Regions from separate parts of the Homo sapiens genome. Here region 2 is linked to region 1. Evidence: chromatin loops called from intact Hi-C (ENCODE). Cell type or tissue: heart left ventricle. All regions are shown on one strand. Links, peaks and the distances in the headings refer to the core of each region. The heading gives the core; the rest is flanking DNA. Region 1 has its middle 11 kb from the start of TESK1. Region 2 overlaps RUSC2 (RUN and SH3 domain containing 2).

Region 1 (11,944 bases), core at 2,249-10,248:
CGTGAGCCACTGCGCCCAGTTATCATTTTTGGTGCTTGTCCTATTGTTACGGGATCTTTGGGGCGTCCTTTTTCTGGCCAGAAACCTCTGTGGCTGGTGGTGCTTTTGCCCCAGTTTTGCTCAGGCCCTCTGGGCTTGTTTCGCCTACCCAGCCTGGCAGCCTGTGCTTGGCTCACGCTACCAGCCTGGGTCCCATGCCTGCCAAGGGTGAGACAGGCGTGGAACAGTTAGGGGTATGTGAGTGAGCATTGGGTCCAGCCACTGTGCACAGTCAGACATTCCGGGTGCTGCAGTGGGGCGGGCAGTTCCAGGTGCCAGCATGGCACCATTTCCCTGCAAGCCTGCGGCCGGACCAGGCACATGGCAAGCAGCTTCCACAGCTGGCACTGGGGGACACATTGGTGCCTGGAAGCTTGGAGATGCCAGGAACAGCAGGTCCTCAAAGAGGAAGTCACAGCCCTGGCTTGGGGAGCTCCCAGGGCTAGGCTCCCCGAAGGGCTGCAGTTCTTCTTTCCTTGCCTTCACCCACAACGTGGCAAGCAAGGGTCATGTCTCACCCCCGTTTGTTACAGCTCTTTTAGCCTCACCATTTGGTGGGTCCTGAGTTCTTGTCCTGCGACAGGAAGAATGAGGTACGCAGACAAGTGAAGAGTGAGCAAGACAAAGAGTAGCTTTATTGAGCAATAGAACAGCTCAAAAGAAACCTGCAGGGGGCAGCTCCTTTCCCTAGCAGGGGTGTCCTGAGGCATGTTCAGCTCCTAGCAGAGAGGGTAGCTCCTCTCTGCTAGGCAAGTCGTCCTGACAAGTGTTCAGCTATCAGCAGGGAGGGTAGCGTCTCTCTGCAGCTGGTTGTCCTGTCATCTGTGCAGCTCTCAGCAGAGGGGAGGCCCTAGAGTGGGTGGCTTCTCTCTGCAGGTATGTCATCCTGTAGTCTCTGCAGCTCTCAGCAGAGAGGAGGCCCCAAAGTTGGTTGCTCCTCTCTGCAGCTGGTTGTCCCAACATCTGCGGCTCTCACAGAGAGGAGGCCTTGGTGTGGGTAGCTCCTCTCTGCAGCTGATTGTCCTGACGTCTGCTCAGAGCCTGGGCTTTTATGGGCCTTAGAGGGGAGGAAGTGCATGCCAGTTGGTCCTGGGCAGCCATGGGTGGGCCTGGAAGTGTCACCACAAGTTCCCACTCCCATAGTGTGATGGGCAGCCCGGTCCCCAGCCTTCAGGCCCTCCCTGGCCTGAAAGTGGGGCCTTACCAGGGACCTGCCCCATCCGCTCAGAAGCCTGTCTGCCTCCTGCTGCCATTCATGGTGCCCAGGCTGTAGGTGCCAAGAGGCGCCTGCAGGCCAGTGCTGAGCTGCCTTCAGACCCCACTTGGCTTCCCTCCTATGCTCATTGGCACCCAAAATCTGTAGGGGACCAAAGCAGCAGGGGACTGGTGTGTCAGCACTGCTCCGAGTATGTGCACACTCGGCCAGGCTGTGACAGTGCCCAGGCTCTGCTCGGACTTTGTTCTGAGATTGGAGTGGGCACCAACAGCAGGAAGAAGCCAGGCAGTTGGAGCAGGAATTTCTGAGCCTGTGAGGCCTTCTGGGGCCCCAAGAGGGCAGGGATTCCTGAGTCTGCAGCCACTCTTTGAGTGGCTGCACCTACACCTGGCAGGGGCGGGGCTCCTGCCTGCTCTGCTGAGCAGGAGGCCTGAGTCTGCAGCTGTGGTTTGGGTGGCTGCAGCTGCGCCTGGAAAGGTAGGGCTCCTGTCTGCTCCCGGTCCTGAAAGCACAGGGATGCCTGGGTCCACAGCCGTGGCTTGGGCGGCTGCAGCAGCACCCAGGGAGCTCCCACCCCAACTTGGAAGGGACAAGGATCCCGCTTGTCCCCAGCTCCTGTTGGCTCCATGGAATGTGCAGCCCTGGCCATGCCTCCCTGCTGCAGCTGGCATGATGGCAGCAGCCACTGCAGACAGCCTGCTGCTGCCATCACTATTTTGTTCCCACTGGCCAAAACTGTCCTATTTTGGCCAGTGGGAACTTATTCAAGTTAGTTCCTGAGTCCTTCTGACATAAATTTCCAGTTTTCTTGCTATCCAATATGATAAAATGTTCTGGACTCATTTTGTGCATATCTAGACCAGAGCTGGTATCAGCTACTTTTTTTCCCCAGTGATTCATGGTCTTTTTTAGTGGGAAATGGTGTTTGGATACCACAACCTGGGTATTAGAGGAATATAAAGTTATTGACCTTAAAAGCAGTTAAATGAATGTGGTTGATTACTCATTATTCTCAAAATAGTATCCCCATGTTGGGCATGGGGGCTCATGCCTGTAATCCCAGCACTTTGGGAGGCTGAGGCAGGAGGATCACTTGAGCCCAGGAGTTTGAGACAAAGCTGAGCAATGAAGTGAGGCCCCCTGTCTACAAAACATCAAAAAATTAGCCAGGAGTGGTGGTGCATGCCTGTGGTCCCAGCTACATGGGAGGCTGGGGTAGGAGGAATCCTTGAGCCCAAGAGGTTGAAGCTGCAGTAAGCCATAATGCTGCCACTGCACTCCAGCCCAGGCGACAGAGCAAGACCCTGTCTCAAACCCTCAAAAACAGTCACCCTAATCTCTTTATTATGAAAAAATTCAAACATGCAGAAAAGTTGAAGGAATGCATAATGAACACCTGTACATCATTCATGTAAATCCAACAATTGTTAACATTTTGTCCTATTAGTTCTCTCTAATATAGAATAGGTATAACATATAATAGTAATAATACAATATAATTTTTTTTTTTTTTGAGACAGAGTCTTGCTCCGTTGCCCAGGCTGGAATGCAGTGGCATGATCTTGGCTTACCACAACCTCTGCCTCCTGGGTTCAAGTGATTCTCCTGCCTCAGCCTCCTGAGTAGCTGGGACTACAGGCGCTTGCCACCATGCCCGACTAGTTTTTGTATATTTACTAGAGATGGAGTTTCACTATGTTGGCCAGGCTGGTCTCAAACTCCTGACCTCGTGATCTGCCCGTCTCAGCCTCCCAAAGTGTTGGGATTACAGGTGTGAGTCACCGCACCCGGCCTATAATATAAATCTTATTGTAGCATTTGAAAATATGTCGAGGCCAGGTGCGGTGGCCCATGCCTGTAATCCCAGTTACTCCGGAGGCTGAGGCAGGGAATTGCTTGAGCCCGGGAGGCAGAGGTTGCAGTGAGCCGAGATTGTGCCACTGCACTCCAGCCTGGGCAATAGAGCAAGACTCCGTCTCAAAAAAAAAAAAAAAAAGTATGTTGAAGGTGTCATCCTCATTTCAAAATCATTAGCAGTGTCTCCTAAGGTCATTTTCTATGAAAACATAATACCGTATCTTGAATCACTTTCTTCATTTGGTTTCTTGATTCTCCTCATATTTCACTGGCTCCTTCTCCCAGGTCTCTTTTGCTGGTTCTTCTTCAGCTTCCTGACCTCTAAACAGTGGAATACACAGGGCTCTGTCATTGGATCTCTTCTCTTCTCCCTCTACATACACATTGTGGGTCATTTCATTAACTCTAAGGCCTTAAATGCTATCTACTTGCTGATGACTTCCGTTTTCTCTCCCTTGCCCAAACCTTTCCTCTGAACTCTAGATTCCTATGTTCAGTTGCTTACTCATCATTTTCTTTTTTTCTTTTCTTTTTTTTTGAGATGGAGTCTTGCTGTGTTGCCCAGGCTGGAGTACAGTGATGTGACCTCGGCTTGCTGCAACCTCCACCTCCTGGGTTCAAGTGATTTTCCTGCCTCAGCCTCCTGAGTAGCTGGGATTACAGGGGCTTGCCACCATGCCTGGCTAATTTTTTTTTTTAATTGTTAGTAGAGACGGGCTTTCACCATGTTGGCCAGGCTGGTTTTGAACTCCTGACCTCAAGTGATCTGCCTGCCTCAGCTTCCCAAGGTGCTAGGATTACAGGCATTAGCCACTGCTCCTGGCCATCATTTTCACTTGGATATATCTAATTGGCTTTTCAAAATCAATGGGTACAAAAAATAATTTTCTTTTTTTACATTTTCGGAGATGGTCTTACTTTGTTGTCCAGGCTGGAGTGCAGTGGTACAATCACAGCTCACTGCAGCCATGCCCTCTTGGGCTCAAGCAATTCTCCCACCTTAACCTCCCAATAGGTGGGACTACATGCATGTGCCATCATGCCTGGCTAATTTTTAAATTTTTGGTAGAGACAGGGTCTCCCTATATTGCCCAGGTAGGTTCTAAACTCCTGGGCTCAAGCCACCCTCCTGCCTTGGCCTCCCAAAGTGCTGGGATTATAAGCATGAGCCATTGCACCTAGCCCAAAACAGAACTCTCGATTCCTGCCCCTCTTCTCCACCTTTTTCTCTCTCTTCCCTATCTCAATAAATCCAATGCAGCGGCCAGGCATGGTGCCTCATGCCTGTAACTCCAGCACTTTGGGAGGCCGATGTGGGAGGATCACCTGAGGTCAGGAGTTCGAGACTAGCCTGGCCACAGTGGCAAAACCCCGTCTTTATTAAAAATACAAAAAATTAGCCGGGTGTGGTGGTGGGCACCTGTAATCCCAGCTACTCAGGAGGTTGAAGCAGGAGAATCGCTTGAACCTGGGAGGCAGAGGTTGCAGTGAGCCGAGATTGCGCCATTGCACTCCAGCCTGGGTAATAAGAGTGAAACTCTGCCTCAAAAAAACAAAACAATAAATAAATAAATCCAATGTATTAGATGCTCAGGCAAGAAAATTCAGAATTATCCTTGACTCTTTTCTTTCTACCCCATAGCCAGCCCATCAGCAAAGCATATAGCTGTACCTTTGGAATCTATGCATAACCTGACTACTTCTGACATTTCCACTACCTCTGACCCAATCTAAGCCATCAGGTCTTTTGCCTGGATTGTTGCAGTAGCCTCCTTTTTGGTCTTCCTGTTTATGCCTTTGCCCCCATTCAGCCTATTCTCTATACAGCAGTCAGAATACTCTTTTAAACATGTAAGTCAGATCATTTTACCTCTGCTCAAAACCCTCTGCCATCACAGAATCAAACGTAACATCTTTCCTGTAATTTTATTTCTTTCATTCTCATTTTTATACCTTTAATTTCCATTTCCTTGCCTAAGATCTTCAATACAATTTTGAGTGAATGTGACAATAGATACTCTTATCTTGTTATATTTTGAGACAGGGTCTTGCTCTGTCACCCAGGCTGGAGTACATTGGCATGATCTCAGCTCACTGCAACCTCCACTTCCCAGGCTCAAGTAATCCTTCCACATTAGCCTTTCAAGTAGCTGGGACTACAGGTGTGTACCACAGGCCTGGCTATTTTTTTTTTTTTTTTTTTTTTTGCCAGAGAGAGGGTTTTACTGTTTTGCTCAGGCTAGTCTTGAACTCTTGGGCTCAAGTGATCCACCTGCCTTAGCCTCCCAAAGTGCTGGGATTACAGGCATGAGCCACTGTGCCCAGCCAAATAATGTTTTTAATGGTTTACTATTAAGTATGATGTTTACTGTTTCTTGGTCACTACCTATGCCAATTAACTGTTACCACAAGAATGCCACATAACTAACCATATCAAAACTCAGTTGGCTGGGCGCAACGGCTCATGCCTGTAATCCCAGCACTTTGGGAGGCCAAGGCCAGTGGATCACTTGAGTTCAGGAGTTCAAGACCAGCCTGGCCAACATGGTGAAACCCTCTCTCTAATACAAACAACAACAACAACAAAAAAAAAAAACCCCAAAAATTAGCTGGGTGTGGTGGTGCATACCTGTAATCCCAGCTGCTCGGGAGGCAGAATGCTCAGGAGAATCACCTGAATCTGGGAGGTAGAGGTTGCAGTGGGCCGAGATCATGCCACTGCATTCCAGCCTGGGTGACAGAATGAGACTCCATTTCAAAAACAAAACAAAACAAACTCAGTAACATGAAACAACAATCATTTATTCTTATAAATCTGCGGATTGACTGGAGTTGGCATTCTAAATGAGAATTGGCTAGAGAGGTTTTGCTCTGCTCCACCTGTCTGTCATACTCCTCCTGGCACCAGCAGGATAGCCGGGAATGATCTTACGGTGATAGAAGAAGGGAAAGAAGATAAGCACAGTTGTGCAACTGCTTTTCATGTTTTTGGGTCACATCATGCCTGCCACCATTGCAATGATCAAAGGAAGTCATGTGGCCAAGCCCGAAATACACTCTTTCTATAAAGGTTGGAAGGGAGAAAATATTTCTAAACTATGGTACATTACATTTTCTCAATTTACATCTTTTTATGTTGCCTATATTTCTAAACTATGGTATATCACATTTTCTCAATTTACATCTTTTTATGTTGCCTATCTCTTAACAGGTTACTGTAGTTATTATTTTGGATAGATTTGTCTTTTAGTCTTCCCACTTAGAGGTATGAATGGATCATACATCACAATTATGAATTATGATATTAACTTTTTTTTTTTTTTTAGACAGAATCTTACTCTGTTGCCCAGGCTGGAGTGCAGTGGCGCAATCTTGGCTCACTGCAACCTCCCCTCCTGGGTTCAAGCGATTCTCCTGCTTCAGCCTCCCAAGTAGCTGGGATTACAGGTGCATGCCACCACGCCCAGCTAAGTTTTGTATTTTTAGTAGAGGCAGGGTTTCACCGTGTTGGCCAGGCTTGTCTCGAACTTCTGGACTCAAGTGATCCACCCACCTCGGCCTCTCAAAGTGCTGGGATTACAGGCGTGAGCCACCCTGCCTGGCCACAATATTAAACTATTCTGAATGTATCTATGTACTTACTTTTACCAGTGGGTTTTTTGCCTTCAAATGTTTTCTTTTTTCATGTTAGTATCCTTTTCTTTTAGATTGAAGAATTCTCTTTAGCATTTCTTGTAAGATGGAACTAATAGTGATGAATTCTCTCAGCTTTTATCTCTCATATCTGAAGGAAAGTTTTGCTGGGCATAGTATTCTTGGTTGACAGTTTTTTTTGTTTTTTTTTTTTTTCCTTCAGCACTCTGAATGTGTTATCCCACTCCCTCCTGGCTTGTGTGGTTTCCTCTATGCACCTGGGTATATCTTTCTCTAGGTTTGGCAAGTTTTGTGTTATCATTTCTTTGAATAAGGTTTGTACCCCTTGTTCTTTTTAAACTCCCTTTTGAACACCAATGACTCTGAGATTTGCACTTTTGAGGTTATTCCTTATATTTTGTAGGTGTTCATTGTTCCTTTTCATGCTTTTTTCTTTTTTCTGTTCTGTGTATTTTCAAATAGCATGTCTTCAAGCTCAATTATTTTTTTCCTCTGCTTATCCATTCTGCTGTGGAGAACCTCTAATGCATCTTTCAGTTCAGCAGATATATTGGTCAGTTCCAGGATTTCTGTTTAATTTTTTTTTTTGAGACAGTTTTGCTCTTTTTGCCTAGATTGGAGTGCAGTGGTGTGATCTTGGCTCACTGCAACCTCCACCTCCCAGGTTCAAGTAATTCTTTTGCCTCAGCCTCCCAAATAGCTGGGATTACAGGCATCTGCCACCATGCCCGGCTAATTTTTTTGTATTTAGTAGACATGGGGTTTCACCATGTTGGTCAGGGTGGTCTCCAATTCTTGACCTCAGGTGATCCACCCGCCTTGGCCTCCCAAAGTGCTGGGATTACAGGTGTGAGCTACTGCACCCAGCCTCTGTTTAATATATTAAAAAGTATTTTTTGTTGTTGTTTTTTTCAAATCTTTATTTTATGTACAAAGAACTATCATGGTCTTTCATTGAGCAGATGCCTTGGATAATCCTTTGAAGGAAGATAATTTAGTCCAACTTAATGAAACCGATATCCTTCGTGTACTGACGGAAACACTGGCGGCACATATTGAGGCCCTATTTCCAGATCAGACCGTGCCGGTTTGAACAGACGCGACAAGAGGGAGAACCCTGGCCGAATTTTCGCAGGTGGCTCCAGTACAACTGCTGGTGACCCATCTTGCTCTCAGGAGTGCAACGAGGTAAAAGGTTAAAAAGTCTTTCTAAGTTTCTCTGATACATTTCTGAATTGTTCTTCTGTGTTATCTCAGAGTTCACTGAGTTTCCTTAAAACTGCTATTTTTAATTCTTGATCTAAGAGTTCAACATTGCTGTCTCCTTAGGGTTGGTCACTGGCTCCTTTCTTTGTTTGGGGAGCTAGGGTTTCCCTGTTGGCTGTTGTTTTTTTTGTGGATGTACATCTATGGCTTTGCATTAATAGATTGTTATTTATTCTAGTCTTCACTGGCTGACTTGTTTAGGTCTTTCTAGGGTATGTTTGCTTAGAGGTTCTTTGCAGTTGCCCAGTGAGTCCCCTTATTCCTAGATCACCATCTCCTTTTTGGTAATAGATGGTGCCTTAAGCCCAGGTTTGCCTTGGCTCTTGCAAACATTCAGAGCACTGCCCGTCTCAAATGGGGTTGTAGGGGGAGGTCCCAAAGGGAATGTGGGGAGGCTGGCTAGGCGTTTGTGACCGGAAAACCTGTGGAGTATTTCTCTTAACAGTGTGGAGCTATTGAGAAGTCACTTTAATTTGGCATCTCCTTTGGCTGAGATGAAGAACAGAGTTACATGGGCTAGGGTTGCTAGTCCTGTCTCCTCTCTTTGTTTCTAGCTGTTCTTGGGGATTTTTTCTTCTACAGGCACTTGTGATGCCTCCTGTGGGTTGAAGCAGGAATGGTTTTCCTGCAAGGGAATGCAAGATGATGGGAAAGCTGGTTGTCTACCTCAGTCTCACATTTTCTGGTGTAGAAACTGTGAACCCAGGAGCAATTTTCCATGTGTGGTGCCTGGAAAACTGAGTGAGGGTTGTCACAGATAGAGAAGTCTGTTTCTCTATCTGCTCAAAGTTTTTCCACTTCTGTGTCCCTGGGGATTGTCTCAGCCTCATATTTGAGTTCTGGGATATTGCTGATGATAATTTTGGTCCTGGATATTTGTTTTTGGTTTTCTGTGGGAGGGAGTGAAGCCAGATTACTTCTACTCTGCTATTTTGGTGGCATCAGTCTTCTACATTAATTAATTTTCTGTTAAACCAACATTGCATTTATAGGATAAATATATTGTTATATATATTTAATAACTTTCTTAGTGGTTGCTGTAGGGATTACAATAATAATCACTGGGTGGGGTAGCTTATGCCTATAATCCCAGCACTTTGGGAGGCTCAGGTGGGAGGACTGCTTGAGCCCTGGAGTTCAAGACTGACCTGGGCAGTGAGAGTGGGACCCCCAACTCTATAAAACTTAAAAAAAATTAGCCAGGTGTGGTTGCATGCACCTGTAGTCCCAGCTCCTCAGGAGTTTGAGGTCGGAGGATTGCTGGAGCCCAGGAATTTTAGGCTGCAGTGAGTTATGATCCTGCCACTGCACTCCAGTTTAGGTAACAAAGCGAGACCCTGTCTCTAAAAACAAAAAAAGAATATATAAATAAAAATTAAAAGCAATCAGTCAGACAGTTGAATTACAAAGTTTTTTTTTTTTTTTTTTTTTTTTTTTTTTTTTTTTTTGTCGAAATGGGGTTGTTCTATGTTTCCCAGGCTGGTCTTGAACTCCTGGGCTCAAATGGTCCACCTGCCTCAGCCTCCCAAAATGCTGGAATTACAGGCATGAGCCACTGCACCTGGCCAAAGATAAGATGTTGAAAGTAGCAAAAGAATAATGACTTATGATGTACAGGGGAACAACAATATGATTAATGGCTGACTTCTTAGGCCAGAAGGCATGTATGTTTAACTTTTTGAATGAATACCAAACTCCTTTTTTGTTCACTTAGTTTCAATTTCTGTTGTTTATTTTTATTTTTTTTATTTCAGTAGGTTTTTGGGGAACAGGTGGTTTTTTTTTTTTGTTAGGTGGATAAGTTCTTTAGTGGTGATTTCTGAGATTTTGGTGCACTCATCACCTGAGCAGTGTACACTGTATCCAATGTGTAGTCTTTTATCCCTTGACACCCCGTACCCTTTCCCTTGAGTCCCCAAAGTCCAAGGTATCATTCTTATGCCTTTGCGTCCTCGTTGTTTAGCTCCCACATGTAAGTGAGAACATACGATGTTTGGTTTTTCATTCCCGAGTTACTTCACTTAAAATAATAGTCTTCATTTCCATCCGGGTTGCTGTGAATGGCATTATTTCATTTCTTTTAATGGCTGAGTAGCATTCCATGGTGTATATATATATGTATATATATATATATACACACACACATACATATGTAGACACATGTGTATGTATATATATACACATACATATATAGACATGTATGTATACACATATATACATACACATATACATATATATACACGTATATATAGGGGTGTGTGTATATATATATATATACACACACACACACACACACATTTTCTTTACTGGTTGATTGATGGGCATTCAGGCTGGTTCCATATTTTTGCAATTGCAAATTGTGCTGCTAAAAATGCCTGTGCAAGTATCTTTTTCGTATAATGACTTATTTTCCTCTGAGTAGATACCTAGTAATGGGATTGCTGGATTAAATGGTAGTTCTACTTTTAGTTCTATAAGGAATCTCCACACTGTTTTCCACACTAGTACAACTAGTGGTTGTACTAGTTTACATTCCCACCAACAGTGTAAAAGTGTTCTCATTTCACTGCATCCACGCCGACGTCTAATTATTATTATTATTATTATTATTATTATTATTATTATTATTTTGAGATGGAGTTTTGCTCTTGTCACCCAGGCTGGAGTGCAATGGCATGATCTTGGCTCACTGCACCCTCCGCCACCTGGGTCCAAGTGATATCTCCTGCCTTAGGCTCCTGAGTAGCTGGGATTACAGGTGCCCACCACCACGTCCAGCTAATTTTTGTATTTTTAGTAGAGACGGGGTTTCACCATGTTGGCCAGGCTGGTCTCAAACTTCGGACCTCAGGTGATCCACTCACCTCGGCCTCCCAAAGTGCTGGGATTACAGGTGTGAGCCACCACACCCAGCCCACATCTGTTATTTTTTGATTTTTTAATTATGGCCATTCTCGCAGGAGTGAGGTGGTATTGCACTGTGGTTTCAATTTACATTTCCCTGATACTTAATGGTGTTGAGCATTTTTCCCTATGCTTGTTTGCCATTTGTATGTCTTCTTTTGAGAACTGTCTATTCATGTTCTTAGCCCACTTTTTGATGGGATTGTTTTTCACTTTTCTTTTCTTTTTTTTTTTTTTTTTTTTGAGACGAAGTCTTGCTCTGTCACCCAGGCTGGAGTGCAGCAGCACAATCGGCTCACTGCAATCTCTGCCTCCTCAGTTCAAGCCATTCTCCTGCCTCAGCCTCCCCAGTAGCTGGGATTACAGGTGCGCACACCACTAGGCCCAGATAATTTTTGTGTTTTAGTAGAGACGGGGTTTCACCATGTTGGCCACGCTGGTCTCAAAGTCCTGACCTTGTGATCTGCCCGCCTTGGCCTCCCAAAGTGCTGGGATTATAGGTGTGAGCCACCGTGCCCGACCCTGGGATTGTTTTTTGTTTTTTTTTTTTTCTTGATGATTTGTTTGGGTTCTTTGTAGATTCTGGATATTAGTCCTGTGTCAGATGTATAGATTGTGAAAAATTTTTCCCACTCTGTGGGTTGTCTGTTAACTCTGCTGATTATTTCTTTTGCTGTGCGGAAGCTTTTTAGTTTAATTAAGTCCTATCTATTTATCTTTATTTTTGTTACATTTGCTTTTGGGTTCTTGGCCATGAAGTCTTTGCCTAAGCTAATGTCTAGAAGGGTTTTTCTGATGTTATCTTCTAGAATCTTTATGGTTTCAGGTCTTAGATTTGTCTTTTATCCATCTTAAGTTTTTTGTATAATGCGATTTTTGTATAACGTGAGAGATGAGAATCTGGTTTTATTCTTCTACAGTTGGCTTGCCAACTATCTCGGCATCATTTGTTGAATAGGGTGTCCTTTCCCCACTTGATATTTTTTGTTTGCTTTGTCAAAGATCAGT
Region 2 (11,944 bases), core at 2,488-10,487, 56 kb after region 1:
CAGGAGACAGAGACCATCCTGGCCGACATGGTGAAATCCCATCTCTACTAAAAATATAAAAATTAGCTGGGCGTGGTAGTGCATGCCTGTAATCCCAGCTACTTGGGAGGCTGAGGCAGGAGAATCGCTTGAACTAGAGAGTCAGAGGTTGCAGTGAGCTGAGATCATGCCACAGCACTCCAGCCTGGTGACAGAGTGAGACTCTGTCTCAAAAAAAAAAAAAAAAAAAGACATATGATCCAGTTTAAGACAGGGCAAACAGTATGAATAGGCATTTCTCTGAAGAAGACATACAAGTGTCTAACCAGCACATGAAAAGATGTTCAACATCATTAGTCATTAGAGTAATAAAAATCACAATGAGATACTACTTCACTCCAGCTGGGAGGGATAAAATAAGAAATACAGACAATAACAACTAGCAAATGTTGATGATGATATGAAGAAACTGGAACCCTGAAACATTGCCGGGAGTATTGTAAAATGGTGCAGCTACTTTGGAAAAGTCTGACAGTTTATCAAAATGTTAAACATAGTGTCATCACATGACCCAGCAACTGCACTCCTGGGTATATACCCAAGAAAAATGAAAACATATGTTCACACTAAAGCTTGTACACAAATGTTCATAACAGCATTATTCACAGTAGCCAAAAAATTGGGCACAATCGAAGCCAGTCACAAAGGGCTTTTGTGATGTTGTATGATTCCATTTATATGAAATGTCCAGAATAGGCAAATCCATAGAAATAGAATGTCCTGAAATCAGGCCAGGCGTGGTGGCTCATGCCTGTAATCCCAGCACTTTGGGAGGCTGAGGCGGGCGGATCATTTGAGGTCAAGAGTTCAAGACCAGCCTGGCCAACATGGTGAAGCCCTGTCTCTACTAAAAATACAAAAATTAGCCAGGTGTTTGTCACCATTTTTGTAAATAAACATGTCTGTATGCATAGAAGAAAATCTGTAACATGCAACAAACTGTTACCAGTGCCTATCACTGTTGAATGATTTGGATTATTTTTAATTTTATTCTTTTTGCTTCAGCTGTATTTTCTAATTTGTATGTAATAAATACCCATTTTATGCATAATTTAAGCAATTTTTTTCTTTTTTTTGAGACAGGTTCTCACTCTATCACCGAGGCTGGAGTGCAGTGGTGCGATCATGGCTCACTGCAGCCTCAGCCTCTTGGACTCAAGTGATCCACCTCAGCCTCCTGAGTAGCTAGGACCACAGGTGTGTGCCACCACGCCTGGCTAATTTCTGTATTTTTTGTAGAGACATGGTTTCTCCATGTTGCCAAGGCTGGTCTTGAACTCTTGGGCTCAAGTTATCCACCTGCCTTGGCCTTCCAAAGTGCTAGGATTACAGATGTGAGCCACCATGCCGGGCCTAAACAATTTTTTTTCTTTGAGGGGGTTTCTCCTTTCATACATAACTACGTTTCCCCTGGAGTCCTGGCCATAATCCCGAGTCTGGACTAAAAGGAGCATAGAGAACTTTCTTACATAGATAGCAGTAATTTTAGGGGTACCTATGGGTTGCAGCCATCACTGACCTTCAATGAGTACCTTTTCTTCCTTTTTAAAGCATTTTCAAGAGGCATTCACAAGTATCACATAAAAGAATGTATGATTCTGCCACAAAACCATTACCAGGACATACATGCATTAATATGGAAAAACTGATGTACAGATACAGAATGCAGAAAGCTGACTCTCTAAATCAGAGATGAAGAACACATGAGCGTGGGAGATGACGGAGCCCTTGGCTGGAGGGCACTGACAATTGTATTGTAATGTGATGTTGACATATCTATCTCCCAGACTGGAGCACAGTTCTGAGGTTGGAGACTGCAATACAGTGAACTCTGTGCTTGGAACACAGTAGGTGCCTGGTTATTTGTTGACTACTTTTCCCATTAAAATAACCTGAGTTGTTAGTCTTTTTATGATTGAATTATAGGAGTTTTAACATTTATTCTGGATACAAGTCCTCTGTCAGATATATGCCTCATGAATATTTTCTCTCAGCCTGTGGCTTGTCCCTGTTTTCTTAACTGTGTTTTTTGATAAATAGTTTTTAATTTATTAAATTTAAATTGATCAATTGATCAACTGATCATAGAGTTTGTTTCTCTATGGTTAAATCTTTCTGTATCCTAAGAAATCTTTACCTGTCCTAAGACCATAAAGAAATGTACCTATGTTTTCTTCTAAAAGCTGTATAGTTGTAGCTTTTACATTTAGGTTGTATTGAATCCTACTTTAACTGTCAAGCTCTTTCACTGATTGATTTCATTTTATTTTATGCTTTTGTATCTCAGAGAAGATCTTATTCCTTTCTGATCTCCACACAACCAAGAGAAAGGCCGAGCAATGGCTCCTCCATAGACGATTCCAATTCAGCCATCTAAGGGGAAGTTCTCCAGGCATCTCATGAGATTTTGTACTCATGCTTTGCCCACCCCATTCACATTTACTTACAAGGCACTTTTTATGTATGCATATCTTACTGATCCTTACATCAACTTCCAAAGGAGGCAGAGCCATCTTCATTTTTAAAAATAAGGAATTATTTTTATATTTATAAAATTTTAAAAAATGTTATATGATATAAAAATAATTTAAAAAAATTTTATATATATAAAAATTTTAAAATAATTATACACCCAGAAAAATGAAATGACTTGCCCAAGACCACTCAGTGAATAAATAACAGAATTAAGATGAGACTCAGGAATCCTAACTTTTGATCTTTTTTCTTGGTCAGTTAAGAATATAATGAGAGTAGACCTAGCATGGGGGCTCACACCTGTAATCCCAGCACTTTGGGAGGCTGAGGCAGGTGGATCATGAGGTCAAGAGATTGAGAACATCCTGGCCAACATGGTGAAACCCTGTCTTTACTGAAAATACAAAAATTAGCTGGGTGTGGTGGCACGCTCCTGTAATCCCAGCTACTTGGGAGGCTGAGGCAGGAGAATTACTTGAACCCAGGAGGCGGAGGTTGCAGTGAGCCGAGATCGTGCCACTGCACTCCAGCCTGGGCGACAAAGCGAGAGTCTGTCTTAAAAAAAAAAAATGAGAGTAAACTGTACATATGACACCACAGAGAACATTTACTGAGAGCGTATCTCAGGCTCCTTTCCTGGGAGTGACTTTTTCTACATCAAGACAAGTGGCCCATCCCCTCTAATGAAGGTGAAGAGAAAACAGTGAGCTGGAAGAGCTCATTTCAGACTTTTTCTGCCCTGACTAAATGGAGAGACATGGAAGATGAGGATGGGGGAGAAACAGAGGATCCAGAATAAGAAGAAAGTAGAAGACAGCTCTTTCAGAAGATGAGCCCTCTAGCTATGCCTACCAGGTAGAGTGGAATGGTGGGCTCAGCCAGTATAAAGTTATGAGGTCATGCTCTCCAAAATCAGGAAAAGCTTTCTATGAGAGCCCTTTTCCTGGCCCTTGTCCCAAATGGGTGTCTCTTGTCCTATTATAATACTATAAGTGATCATTTATTAAACACTTATGTGCCATTAATTTATATATATCATCTCTAAATGTACTGTAACATTTTTAAGTAGGCATAATCCTTCCCATTGTAAAGATGAGAAAACCAAAGCTTAGAGTGTGTAAGTAGTTTGTCCACATTTACACATCTGAGATGGGATTCAATCCCAGGTCTGCCCAATTTGTAATTATTTCCACTACAACGGCCTTCCAAAGAAAATGATTGGGGCCACACCCTCTTCCTAAAGTCCTTGCAATTACTCTGCTCCCAGAGCATCTGCTTCCTACCTGTCCTGGGTAGACCCACATTTCAGCCTCCATTTACACAGGTTATGTCTACCGGCCTCTCTATTCTATGAACCTACAGTCCCTTTCATACTGTCCCCAGGCTATGATAACACTTGCCAATCCCACCTCCTGCCCCAGTTCCCAGCCCTCATCTCCCTGCCCCATTCATGGTCTCAAGGCTCATTATTCCCTGCTCTTGTGGTTCACATTCCTAGACACTTCCTGGGAACAAATACACTCCCATAACTATCCAGCATATTCCTTAACCATATAGTTGCACAACATGGCACTACTGTCTCCTATTATCCTATGTTTTTGAACCCTCTACCAAGGTGGTTATTAGAAATGGGAATTTTTTTACAATTATTTTTTACAGACAGAGTCTAGCTTTGTTGCTTAGGCTACAGTGCAGTGATGCGATCATAGCTCACTGCACCTTGAACTCCTGGGCTCAAGTGATCCTCCCACCCAGCCTCCTTAGTAGCTGGGACTACAGGTGCACACCACAATGCCTGGCTAATTTTTAAATTTTTTGTAGAGACAGGGTTTCACCATGTTGCCCAGGCTGGTCTCAACTCCTAGGCTCAAGTGATCCTCCCATCCCAGCCTCTCAAAGTGCTGGGATTACAGGTGTGGAAATGGGAATTTAGGGAACTCTTTCTACCTGCTCAGCAATGGAGCAACTCTGGGCGGGAAAACCCCAGAAAGAAGGTTTCCTCTAGCTTTGGTCATCAGTGTCTTTCTGCCAGTCATAGAACCCCTTCCCTCTTTTTTGGCCTTCTGAATAAAGATGGGGAACACAATGGTCTTCAATTGCTCTTCTCTAGCAATCTGACCTTGACTTGAGATCCTGATAAGGTGCCTCTGTAGGACTGATAACGCTTTTCCTGACTGGTCCTCTCCTGGGTAGGATCAAAGGGAGGAGGGCAGGAGGGTAGATTTGGGAGTGTTAGCTTATGCTTAGGTCTCTTCTTGAAGGCTTACTGTAACAGATCAGGTGCCCTAGGCATTACAATGACTGTCCCTGCCCCTGCCAGACACTGTGGGGCACCCTGGTCAATGTTTTCTTACTCCACCCTTACCTGGAGCCTGGTGGCTCCCATAGCACCAGAAGATATGGTATGTGTGTCTATGTGCATGTATAGCTATGTGCATGCATGCATGCATGTATGTATGTATGTGTGTGTGTGGAGAGAAAGGTTTCCCAGCCCTCCTCTTGAAAGCTGCGAGGATCCTTGCATGTTCTCCATCATAAACTTACAGTAGCTGTAGGGGTGTCTCCTCCTATTAAGCCTTTGTTTCTAGATCTGACTCCCCCATCCCTGACCCATACTAGAAGCTTCATTAGAAATGCCCAAAAAGGAAGGATGAGATCTGCTTCTTGACAAAATAGCATAAATGGCATTAGCCCAAGCCTTGGCTTTTCCCCATCTCTGCACCATAGCCCAAATGTATGCAATGAGCTTGTCTAATGCTTGTGCTTCCGCATGTTCCCCCCTTTATCCCCCCCCGCACCGCCCCCCTCTCCCTTTTGGAAAGACAAAGCCAACCCTCAGAAGCCAGGGCCCAAATGTGCTGATCGGTATCCTAGCATCTCTGCCCTGCCCCTCCCCCAGCTCCCTGAGCCATACCTCTGTCAGGAGCCTTGAGCTGGACCCCTGATGCGTCTGTCCCTTTTGCACTCCGACCAAGCTCTACCGCGACAGTTCCAGCTGAGACACTGTTCCACGGGATCACACAGGGGAACTGGGCCGATTTCCTAAGATCTGATTTCTGCTAATACAATGGCATCGTTGCTAATGCAGGGAGGCTGCGCAATCCCAGCCCCAGTCTCCGTGCTGCTGCCGCGGCTGCTGGTGCTGCGGTGACGTTGCTGCTAAGGGAAGGGGGAAGGGAAAGGAGCAGGCAGGCCCACAGCACAGCCACTCAGCCTCCCTCCCTTCCAGCCCCTGTGGGCCCTTTAGCCTAGGGAAGGGGGAGGGTAGAGAAAGGAGCCAGCCACAGAGGGCAGTCAGTGCTGGAAGATGGAGCACTCTTAAGACAGCAAAGGAAAAATGGGGAGAGTTGTGTCTAGCTCCTCTTTTGTCCTTAGGCATCTCAGGGAAGATGTCTGGGCAGAGCCTTGGAGCTTCCTTCCTTCCTTCCTTCTTTAGGCTCCTCCTTTCATATCTTAACCAGAAACCTCTCCCTCCTCTTTTTGCCCATTGTGAATGACTCTGTTTTCCAGCTTTTTCCTCTAACCAGGATTCCAGACTAGCCTCAGGGTGGGGCAGTCAGCCTGGGAGGGGATTCCTGAAGCCCAGAAGGGAGGCTGCAGGGACCAGTCACCATTCTGCCAGCAGTAACTCGAACTCAGTCCTGGTGGATGGCCCACGAGTCTTAGCACTGGCCTTCCTAGAGAGACGGGGCGGTAGACAGGCTTCTGTACACTGGGTGGTGGTAAGTCTTAAGGACCATGGAGGCTGCAGGCCCTCTTCCTAACACGGTATTCAATTCAGTTCCCTGGGTCTTCAGAGGTCTACTCGCTGTGGCTGAAGTAGAACTGGCCCCTCTCACATACATCAGTTCTCGGTCAGTGCTCAGCTGGGTCCAGCTGGGTTTGTGTGAAGGCAGAATCCCTCTAGCCAGGCTGAGAGGCCAGGAAGCTTATCTCCCCAGGGAAAGGAAGGCAGGGAACAGGGAGTGGTCTCTCCTAGGCCACAGAAAAATCTCAGTTCTGCCTGGAGACCTACAGAGTCCTCTGCTCCTTCCCTGCTCCAGCCTCCTCAGGTTCTGGGCCAATTCTGTGGGAATAAGGAAAAAAGGGAGAAACTGCAGCTAGAGCCAGTTGTACAGGAAGTAGCGGTGAGGTCTCCGTCCACTTTGTGCCACTGCTCCCTGCTGCTACGCTTGAACACAGAGATAGTCTTAAGCAGGGCTTGGTCCCCAAACACTAGCCCTGCCTAGGGTTCCTCCCAAGGTGACTACTATCTGGACTCCACAGCCTGCCCTTGGATTTCAGGTCCTTAGAAAGAAGCCTTTGGAGAAACCACTGGCCAAGACCATAACAGCTATCCCTCAGGATCCAGAAGAGATGTAACTTTTCTTTTCCTTTCTTGTTTCTCCTATTCCCTGTGACACCCATGTGTCCACTGACACCATGCTGAGCTGAGTCAATTGTAGAGAGAAGAACAAAAACACACAAAGACACAAAGACCCATCTCCAGCCTTGACTTGTTTGAGCAGCCATGGCCCCTTGATCCTATAAAGCAAGAAACAGTGAGGAAAGGAAGGAAGGAGGGAGGCTGCTGTTCATAGCCAACCATTAGCGGTCATCTCAAGGAGGCTGAAAGGTGAGGAAATGGTGTCACTATGCTTTCCTCTCGCCTAGCTGATACCACAAAGCGGGGTTGGATAAGCATCTGTAGGTTAGGGCAGAGTGAATCTTCATGACCAAGCGTTTGGAGTTCGAGCCTCTTACCATGAGAGCTCTGGGCCCAGGGTCTTTGACTCTGAAATTTCTGCGAGGCTAAGTCATGCATTGTGCTGGACAGCCAGTGCTTCCAGTTGCCTATGGAAGGTGGCAGCTCTCAGACCTCTAGTGCTTGGCTTAATTCACTACATCACAGACAACCTTGCCACTTACTTCCTAACCACTACTGCCAAAGATCTAGGGTTTTGAGGAAAGATCAAATTATTTTCCAGCCAGAAACAAAACACAAATACTGTTACATTATAAACCTCGGCCACCTAACTAGTCTCCCCACTTGCAATTTACTTTTTAGTACTACCAGATTCATCTCCCTAAAGCACCACCTTTCTTCAACATGCCACTCCTCCTGCCCCTTTTAATGGTTTCTCATTACCCAGAGAATCAAGTTGAGCCTCCTCATTTTGGCTTTAGAGGTCATCCATCTCGGCTGTCTATTCTTTTTTTTTTTTTTTTTTTTTTGAGTTTCACTCTTGTCATCCAGGCTGGAGTGCAGTGGCGCGATCTTGGCTCACTGCAACCTCTGTCTCCCAGGATCAAGTGATTCTCCTGTCTCAGCCTCCCGAGTAGCTGGGATTACAGGCACCTGCCACCATGCCCCGGCTAAGTTTTTTACTTTTAGAAGAGACGGGGTTTTGCCATGTTGGCCAGGCTTGTTTTGAACTCCTGACCTCAGGTGATCCACCCGCCTCAGCCTCCCAAAGTGCTGGGATTACAGGTGTGAGCCACCGTGCCCAGCCTTGGCTGTCTACTCTACTCCACTCAACCTTGCCTTCCCATCATGCAGTCCTTGAAACATGTTTCAGAAACTCATTTCCACTCTGTTGTATTTGTTCATTCAGACTCTCCTTCCTGTTACACTTGGCCCTGTTCAAAATTATCCAAACCTACCAGACCCAGAGCAACTCCTCCATCAAGTCTTCTCTGATTACCCCAGAGCCAGAAATAATCTGTTCTCCGAACCAGTGGTTGCAGGTTGTTGATTTTACAGACAAGAAAACAACTTCCACAAAAAACGGGGATCAATATTGGATTGCCAACTTCTTATATTGTCAAGTAGGATCATTACAAAAAACTTTACTTTGATGATCATCATTTTATAAGAAAAAGCATACTGTACTTTCTCATTGCATTGCATATTGATGGCAAACTTCATCAGCAATAGCATCGGTCCCTGAGAAGTTTTGATTAAGTAAATCATGTCACTTAACATGGTTATTGTTCTTTTTTGCATATCTGCCTTAACATCTCTTCTAGACTGCAAAGTCGGAGTTATAGTCATCTGTACATCTCCATTATCCAGTATATAAGAATATCATTTTAATTTTGTATTTCCCATAAAACCTAGCATACTGCTTGGCATATAGAAGGTGTCTTATGCTTGGCATATGGAAGTCTTGTTGAACAAGAATAATCTAAAAAGAGATGCTTGGCCGGGCACGGTGGCTCATGCCTGTAATCCCAGCACTTTGAGAGGCCGAGGCGGGCAGATCACGAGGTCAGGAGATTGAGACCATCCTGGCTAACACAGTGAAACTCCGTCTCTACTAAAAATACAAAAAAAATTAGCCGGGCGTGGTGGTGGACGCCTGGAGTCCCAGCTACTCAGCAAGCTGAGGCAGGAGAATGGCGTGAACCCAGGAGGCAGAGCTTGCAGTGAGCCAAGATGGCGCCACTGCACTCCAGCCTGGGCTACAGAGCAAGAGACTCCGTCTCAAAAAAAAAAAAAAAAAAAAGAGAAGCTCCTTGTGTGTAAATCAGAATAAGTGGTGGGTAGACTTGACTCAATAGGCTTGAAAGAGAAGACTGTTTTCCATGTGAAAAAAAAAAAAATCTATCAAAAAGAAGCTTAGGCGGCCGGGAGCGGTGGCTAATGCCTGTAATCCTAGCACTTTGGGGGGCCGAAGCGGGCAGATCACCTGAGGTCAGGAGTTCAAGACCAGCCTGGCCAACATGGTGAAACCTTGTCTCTACTAAAAATACAAAAATTAGCGGGGTGTGGTGGTGGGCACCTGTAACCCCAGCTATTCGGGAGGCTGAGGCAGGAGAATCACTTGAACTCAGGAGGTGGAGGTTTCAGTGAGCCGAGATTGCACCATTGCACTCCAGACTGAGCAACAGGAGTGACACTCCATATCTAAAAAAAAGAAGCTTAGGCAACAAAGAAGTAATTCTTCATAACCTAGGGTTAGGCAACACATTCTTAGACATGATATCAAAAATACAAGTGACAAAAGAAAAAAACAGAAAAACTTTGACTTCCTGCTGGCAAAATGAAAAAATAAAAAAAAAAACATAAACTGACTTCATAAAAATTTAAAACTTTTGTTCTTCAAAGGACACAATCAAGATAGTCAAAAGAAAACCCACAGAATGTGAGAAAATTTGCAGATCATATATCTGATAAGGGATTTCTATCCAGAATATATTTAAAAACACTTACAACTCAGTAATAAAAAGACAATCCAATTTTTAAATGGGCAAAGGGGGCCAGGCATGGTGGCTCACACCTGTAATCCCAGAGCTTTGGGAGGCCAAGGCAGGCAGATCACTTCAGGTCAGGAGTTCGAGACCAGCCTGGCCAACATGGCAAAACCTGTCTCTACCAAAAAAATACAAAAATTAGCTGGGTGTGATGGTGCACACCTGTAATCCCAGCTACTCGGGAGGCTAAGGCACAAGAGGTGCTTGAACCTGGGAGGCAGAGGTTGCAGTGAGCTGAGATCGCACCCCTGCACTCCAGCCTGGGTGACAGAGTGAGAACCTGTCTCAAAAAAATAAATAAGTAAATAAATAAAAACGAGCAAAGGATTGTGTGTGTGTGTGTGTGTGTGTGTGTGTGTGTGTGTGTATTATTTGTAGAGATGGGGGTCTCACTCTGTTGCCCAGGCTGGTCCAAAACTCCTGAGCTCAAGTGATCCTCCTGCTTCGGCTTCCCAAAGTGCTGGGATTACAGGCATGAGCCACCATGCCTGGCTGGGCAAAGGATTTGAATAAACATTTCCCCAAAGAAGACACACAAATGGTCAACAAGTACTTATATAAACAAATGCTTAACATCATTAATCATTAGGCAGTACAAATCAAAACTAAAGTGAGATACTACTTGACCCCACTAGAATGGCTAAAATAAAAAAAGGCAGGCAATCACACATGTTGACAATGATGTGTAGAAATTGGAACCCTCACACATTGCTGAGGGCACTGTAAAATGGTGCAACCACTTTGGAAAAGAGTTCTGGCAGTTTCTCAAAAAGTTAAAGAGTTACTATTTGACCCCAGCAATTCTGCTTCTAGGTATATACCTACGAGAAACAAAAAACATCCACACAGAAGCTTGTATATGAGTATTCCTAGTAGCATTATTCATGATAGTCAAAAACTAGGAGCAACCAAAATGTTCATCAACAGAAGAAGGGATAAATAAAAGGTGGTACACACAATGAATTATTATTGAGCAATAAAAGGGAATGAAGTCCTGATAAATGCTCCAACATGGATGAACCTTGAAAACATGCTAGGTGAAAGAAGAAACACAGAAGGTCACATATTGTTTCATTCCATTTACATGATATGTCCAGACAAGGCAAATCTATAGAGACAAAAAGTAGATCAGTGGCTGCCAGAGGCTGGAGAGGCAGAGAGATGGGGAGTGCCTGCTAATGGGTGTGGGGTTTCTTTTGGGAATGATGAAATGTTCCAAAATTAGACTACAGTCATAGTTGCACAACTGTGAATATACTAAAACAATTGAATTGTATACTTTAAATGGCAAAATGTATGGTATGTCAATTATATTTCAATAAAGCTGTTAAAAACAGTGGCAGTTGCTGTAGGAGCTTGAGTGGTGTTGCTCAGCTCCACAGAGACTGAAGTCTTTGAGAACCCCATAACTGGGGGTATGGGTGAGAGGTGGAATATCAGGGTACCAGAAAGCAGAGGCTATCACTGCATGTCAATCCAAGGACGTCAGATAGTCCTCTCTTTCTTTTTTCAACACCAAATTCTTCTTTTTTTTTTTTTTGAGACAGAGTCTCGCTCTGTCACCCAGGCTGGAGTGCAGTGGCACGATCTCGGCTCACTGCAACCTCCGCCTCCTGGGTTCAAGCGATTCTCGTGCCTCAGCCTCTCGAGTAGCTGGGATTACAGGCATGCGCCACTATGCTTGGCTAATTTTTGTATTTTTTAGTAGAGATGGGGTTTCGCCATGTTGCCCAGGCTGGTCTCGAACTCCTGAGCTTAAGTGATCTGCTCGCCTAGGCCTCCCAAAGTGCTAGGATTACAGGCGTGAGCCACCACACCCAGCCTCGACACCAAAATTCCTTAACAAATGGACTCTTAAAATTCTCTCTCCACTCTCTCCTTCATTGTTTCTTAACCACCAGAAATCTTTTTTCTAATAACATTTGAAGTGTGTGAAGCAGTTATCATTTTTAACTTATAATATTGGAATCATCCAACACTATCAGCAGTCATCCTTTCCTATTCAACTCCTCTTTTCCCTTTGGCTTTTTTTTTTGAGACATTTAAGACAGTTTCGCTCTGTCACCCAGGCTGGAATGCAGTGGCTGATCTTGGCTCACTGTAACCTCCACCTCCCAGGTTAAAGTGATTCTCGTTCCTCAGCCTCCCAAGTAGCTGGGATTACAGGTGCATGCCACCACACCCAGCTATATTT

Evidence for each region. A loop is a pair of places that touch in the nucleus more often than their neighbours do. Peaks named below come from ENCODE experiments on the same cell type or tissue, not always from the same donor. Only the 100,000 strongest peaks of a DNase experiment are listed, where the experiment ranks them.
Region 2: it touches region 1 in a loop (4-fold over the local background); 1 of 110 quality-filtered maps calls a loop at or near these places.

Annotation. Positions count from the first base shown.
Region 1 is chr9:35,588,773-35,600,716 of GRCh38, reverse strand. It overlaps the pseudogene RPS29P17. Among named protein-coding and RNA genes, the nearest start is that of TESK1, 11 kb to the left of the region's middle. RefSeq lists silencers at 722-841, 1,411-1,705 and an enhancer at 1,031-1,671. In heart left ventricle, for the core only: no CTCF peak of the experiment used is centred there; no DNase peak of the experiment used is centred there.
Region 2 is chr9:35,532,593-35,544,536 of GRCh38, reverse strand. The region is part of intron 1 of RUSC2 (RUN and SH3 domain containing 2); the gene reads right to left. Among named protein-coding and RNA genes, the nearest start is that of CIMIP2B, 25 kb to the left of the region's middle. In heart left ventricle, for the core only: no CTCF peak of the experiment used is centred there; DNase peaks (open chromatin) are centred at 5,676 and 6,396; H3K4me3 peaks cover 4,007 bases; H3K27ac peaks cover 4,625 bases.